Linked DNA regions of Homo sapiens: region 1 is linked to region 2. Evidence: chromatin loops called from intact Hi-C (ENCODE). Cell type or tissue: breast epithelium. All regions are shown on one strand. Links, peaks and the distances in the headings refer to the core of each region. The heading gives the core; the rest is flanking DNA. Region 1 has its middle 63 kb from the start of RIMS1. Region 2 overlaps RIMS1 (regulating synaptic membrane exocytosis 1).

Evidence for each region. Peaks named below come from ENCODE experiments on the same cell type or tissue, not always from the same donor. Only the 100,000 strongest peaks of a DNase experiment are listed, where the experiment ranks them.
Region 1: a loop joins it to region 2, with 24 times the contacts of the local background. A loop is called at or near these places in 1 of 110 quality-filtered maps.

The regions. Positions count from the first base shown.
Region 1 is chr6:71,821,901-71,824,727 of GRCh38, reverse strand. No RefSeq gene overlaps it. Among named protein-coding and RNA genes, the nearest start is that of RIMS1, 63 kb to the left of the region's middle. In breast epithelium, for the core only: no CTCF peak of the experiment used is centred there; no DNase peak of the experiment used is centred there.
Region 2 is chr6:71,887,305-71,890,131 of GRCh38, reverse strand. All of the region lies in intron 1 of RIMS1 (regulating synaptic membrane exocytosis 1), which reads right to left. Among named protein-coding and RNA genes, the nearest start is that of RIMS1, 2.2 kb to the right of the region's middle. In breast epithelium, for the core only: no CTCF peak of the experiment used is centred there; no DNase peak of the experiment used is centred there; H3K27me3 peaks cover 1,177 bases.

The DNA of each region.
Region 1 (2,827 bases), core at 173-2,672, 65 kb after region 2:
GATACTAAAGAACCTGTAAAAAGTTATCATAACTAAATAACTTCACCAAGGTTACAGATTTCAAGGTCACAATGCCAGAATCAATTTTTTTTTTTTGAGGCTGAGTCTTGCTCTGTCCCCCAGGCTGGAGGTGCAATGGTGCAATCTTGGCTCACTGCAAGCTTCGCCTCCCAGGTTCACACCATTCTCCTGCCTCAGCCTCCCGAGTAGCTGGGACTACAGGTGCCCGCCACCATGCCCAGCTATTTTTTTTGTATTTTTAGTAGAGACGGGGTTTCACCATGTTAACCAGGATGGTCTCAATCTCCTGACCTTGTGATCCACCTGCCTTGGCCTCCCGAAGTGCTGGGATTACAGGTGTGAGCCACCACACCAGGCCCAATCAATATTATTTCTATATGTAAATATGTGTGTGTGTGTATATATATATATATATATATATATATATATATATATATATATATGGTGTTTGCTTCTCTCTCTCTCTCTCTATATATATATATATACACACACACACATATAGAAACCTATATATATATATGGTGTTTGCTTCTGTCTTTCCCTACTACCCTATTTTTGTTTTTTTAATCTTAAGGTTTTAAGATCAAATTTAAAATTTTATCTTGAATAATTCCTTTCTTCTATTTTTTAAAGTTATTTACTACTTTTCCAGTTTCTTAATTTTAACATTTCATATATTGATTTTAAAACTTGCTGTTGTACATTTTAAGAATACAATTTATTCTGAGTTTAGTTTATGTAGATGCCATATATTTTTATGTTGTCCCCTCCTTTCTTGAATTTTTTAATGAACTTGTAATTTTAGTTTTGATTATTAGTTTCTTAAAATCTTTGTTTTTTGCAGGAGAGGTTTTATTGTTTGTTTGTCTCATTGATTACTATCTATAGAGTTTATTATATTTCTTTAAATTTTTTTTATAATTATTAGATCAAATTGTATGAAATTACCAATATTTTACTGCTTTGATCCATAAAAATGGCTGTTCTCTGTGATTCAGTCTAACATATGATTAGTTTGGTGTTTTATGGACATAATAGAAAAATGTCTTGAGTATAGATACAAACACATATATACCTATATGTATATTTATATGAATAAAAACTGAGCTCATTTAGTCAATCTTCAAATACCATTTTGATTTCTTTTATCTACTGATGTTTAAGTTCTGAGAAAATGTATTAAAATCTAACACCATAATTTTGTGCACAAATTTTTAGCTCTTCATGATTTTCTAGAAGAATTTATTTTGTTTATTAAACCACCATGATGTTTGGTACATAAATATTAACATGTATTTTATAATTTTGAGAGGCTATCAATAATTAGGTGGATTAAATGAACCATCTTGCGAATGTCAGTCATTCTCTTTACTCAGCCACCTGCTACTTGCCAAATGGACCCATGTACAAAGTGACCATGAAGGTGGTGATAGAGGCTTATGCAGGGACTTAAGAGCAGGGCATCTACCCCATCAAGTGTGAGACAACTACCACCACTGCTAAATGCCCAACCTACCAACATTAGGAGCCAATGTTTAATTGTCAATAATCATCATGCCCTGGGGGGACCAGCTGTTCCTTGGTCCCCCTACTTTAACCCATAAATTACATCAGATCTGCTTCATCATAGTAGAGGTGAAGATATATCCTCAGAGCAAAAGCCACATGTTCCAGATATAGATTTGTCTTCCATGGCTGTCGCACGCTTTTGCTAGCACCATCATCTATGAACTTTCAAATTGCCATAGTGACTGTTTTCAGTCCACATAACATTGTTTCCACTTAAGTGACTCATTTCACCACAAAAGAAACATAACAACTGTGACAATGTTTCTGAATTGCAGTAATCTTACAACTTACTCCATTTCTCAGAAATTGCTGGCTCAGCAGAATGATAAAATGGCTCATGGAAGATTCAGTTATACTGCCATCTGCAAAATTACACCTTGCAGAATTGGTGTGTTCTGCCATAGAACAGGGTATAGTCAAAATAAACACATCTGGGAATCATGAGTAGATATATCATCACTGCTAATTATAATATACCTGCTAAGGTTGCCTCCTATTTTTGTATTACTGGTCTCTGTTGGTTTAGAGGACTTTGTTTCTAAAGAAACACTTCCATCAACAGATACAATAAAAATATCCCTGCTAATTGGAAACAAAAAGAAATATAGGACAGCATAATAATATTACTCATTGATGTAACATTTTGTGCAATGGAACAATTTCACATAACACATTAGCCTGCTAAATCTATTTACTGCCTTACAAGTTAATAATTTGGTTACTGGATTGCAAAGTGTGACCTACAGGCCAAATCTAGACATACAGCACAACAGACAGGGGTACCACTGTGAACTGCAGAGAACAAGAGGCAGAGTTTCCCCTCTGCCCTGTTTTCTCCTGGTGCCCAAAGCTTTCCTCCCCAGTCAGCAGCCTGCCTTGCTACTGCTGGCAACTTCCCAGGTGGACACCAGTCAGTGACTTAGTTCAGGGCCTTGCAACTCAGCTAGCAAACTTGCCTCCAGTCACAGAGAGAGAGAGAAAAAAAAAATTTATATAAATTGATATCTTAAATGTGTAATTTGAAAATTTATGTAAGTAAATAAGTTAGTCAACAAATACAGTTAAAAAGTTAAATGTTAATAGCTTTGCGATTTTTAATTTAGCTTTTAGTTTAAAATTTGTACTTAGTCTTATACTGAATTAAAATAATTATACTTATTCTTTTTGCAAATAAAACACAGATATACATATCTATTATATACATAGAGTATATAAACAGATATAGACTACACCTGTG
Region 2 (2,827 bases), core at 158-2,657:
TAATTTACAATCAAGGCCGATGAAACTTACAAATACATTTTAATTGATATTTTATAATGTTGGTTTCACATATTCATCCATCATTTTCTATTTTCTCTCTGCGCCTATTTTTATACATTGTGAAAAGAGACAGCATGCACAGTAGGTAGCTTAAGGAGATAGTTCTGCACCAATAACACAAGTGAATTTTAAGTCTAATTGCCGTATTGCCAGAACTTAAGCTTTGTAGAGCGTTTTGTGAAAGTAATTTCTCAGATGTGTGATTATGATCACCCATAATTACCACAAAAACTTTTCTCTGATGTAACAATATTTTAAAGCCCTGTTAAAAGAATCCTGTTTTCCAATCTATTTTAACACAAAGTTTTAAAAAGGCCACCATCTATGACTATGTGTCATTATGTCCTCATATATATGTGTCATCTAAATAGTTCCCATTATCCCCAGTTTTTAAGACATAAAGTGTCCCCTATAAAAAAAAATTACAGCACTTTTCCACTAATTGCAGACAATATGACATGCTTACATGGCAGCAAACTGGGATTCCAAAACACTCACCAATCTGTCACTGAACAAAAGGCCAAGACATTAGCAGAGGAGGCTGATGGATAAAGTTAATACAGAGGTCCAGGATTATAGAGAGCTGTTGTATAACAGCATCATATACAGTGATATTTTGTGAATCCATGCAACAAAGGAACAATATATGCAAGCCAGTAGAAAGCAGTCACAGGAAAAGCAGCGGAAAAGATGTGTTAGACATGAGCAGTTGGACAGTGCTCCTAATTTTTATTTGCCCATATAAGCCCATACAATCTTATAATTGCTGTCCTTTGGCAGTTAGCAGGTTTGGAATTCTGTCCTAAAACTCACCCACTCCCACTTAAAATCCCTCACTCTCCACCATGCTTGAGACAGCCAATGAAGAGGCATGATGGCCACTACTTGCACCGTGCCTTCCCCTTCCTATCCGGACTCTGGCAAGCAGCAGCCTATATTTTCCACTAGCTACTGGAGGCCTCCATCCACCTGCTGTCTGCAGCAAACAGCAAAAGGAACAGCAGCAAACCTGTAAATCCTGACAAGCCGAAAAGGTGTTCAGGACAGGTGGCAGGGGCTGTAACCAGTGAGTACAGACGGACTGACAACCAGACAGACAGACAGCAGCACTATCAGACACCATCCATTACTTCCAGTCTCAGAAGAGGGGAAGCCTGCAGCACCAGGGACGTCATTCTTCCACTAGGGACAGGCAGCAGATTAACGAGGGTTCTGCCTCCCTCAAGCCGGCAGGCTTAAAGTATTTGATTTTTGGATGAGAAGGAGCAGGGAATTCAGAAACCTGCTGCTCTTTATAGAACCAGGCCAGCTCTGGCCTTCGGAGTTAATGGCCCTTTTCTGAATCTACAATGAAAGAACAGGAATGACTGGATTTCTACTATTTTGCTGTGACCTAACAGCCACATCTCTCCCTCAGTATCCCCCTCCCCTATCTGAGTGTCAGTTGCCCTGGTTGGGGAACCATCGGTCTGTGAATGCAGCCTCCCTCCATTCCTCTCCTATGAGGCACTGCTGCACTGAGGGGAAGCAGAAGAAATCTTCTTCGGCAGCATCTTCTCTCGAGGAGGCACTTCTAGGGGGTGGGGGAGAGGCCATGCAGAATGTGCTCTGTGTCTGGGTTTCACCCCTGCTCCCTCCCCACCCCTCTTTTGCTATCAGGTAACTCCAGATGCAACAGGTTCCTTTTGGCTCTTCATGCCAATCCCCTGGCCCCAGATACACCTTCCAGCCTAAGCAGGGGACACCAAGGAGTCAGTCACAGTCAGGGCCCCTACATTCCCCTGCTTCAGAGTGAAAACTTTCCTGAATACATGAAGACTTCCCAAGAAAAGGCAGGGTTGAAGCCTCCTTCAGCTCTACTCTATGGGTGATGCTAAGCAAGGAAAGCCCCGTCTCTCTGCCAGTCCCTTGTAAGCAGTTTTGTCTGAGGCAAGCAGCAGCACAGTGTCACACACTCCTGCACCACCAGCAAGTAGTCCCATCTTCTCCCCATCACCAGGAAAATGGGGCATCAGACAGAAATCCCTTGAAGGGTTGATGCGCTCTAAAGAAGTGAGGAGGAGTGCAAATTCCCAATCCCTTATTGGACTGTTTCCTCCAGGAACTGAACAGGCCCCAGAGGTCTCTTGGAAACCACTAAAGAGGAACCTCTATGTTATTCAGGCCAGAGTCCCTGTCAGCTTCTCCCATGATTAAAAACTTTGTATTGCCAGTGGCATTACATATGGAGAAGAGAATCTGTCTTCACACAGGTATGCTGTGTAGAAGACTCTGAATAAAAGGTTAAAGAGAAGCTGGGGAGGCAGGTTACCAAAGATGGCAATTGCCCAAAAAAAGACCCAACCTTGATCTGTGAGATGAATGATTACTAAAATGAACACTAAAAATAAGCATTTTTATTATATAAATATAGGCAGCCTTCACTGGGGTAACCCCGACCAGCTAAACAACTCCAAGAAGAGAAGAGGAGCTGTCCTCAGCACCTCTTCATCCTGCCTCCCCTTGTTTCTACTCATCCCCTGCCCCCTAACCTGCTCCCAGCCCAGGGACCTTCCACTTGGGTGGGATCAGCACCTCTCAGCTTCTGCACTTCCCACCACGAGCGTGGCCCCCGTCCACCCATCCCTCCTCTGCACCCCAGTCTCAAGTCATCCTCCCCCGGCCTTTGGGTTCCTGGATCTGTGGCATATCCCCTCCCTCCTCCGGTCCCCTGACCTCTTCCCTGCTCAAGCCCCGCGCCCCTGGCCCAAGGCGGGCGCCTCCGTCC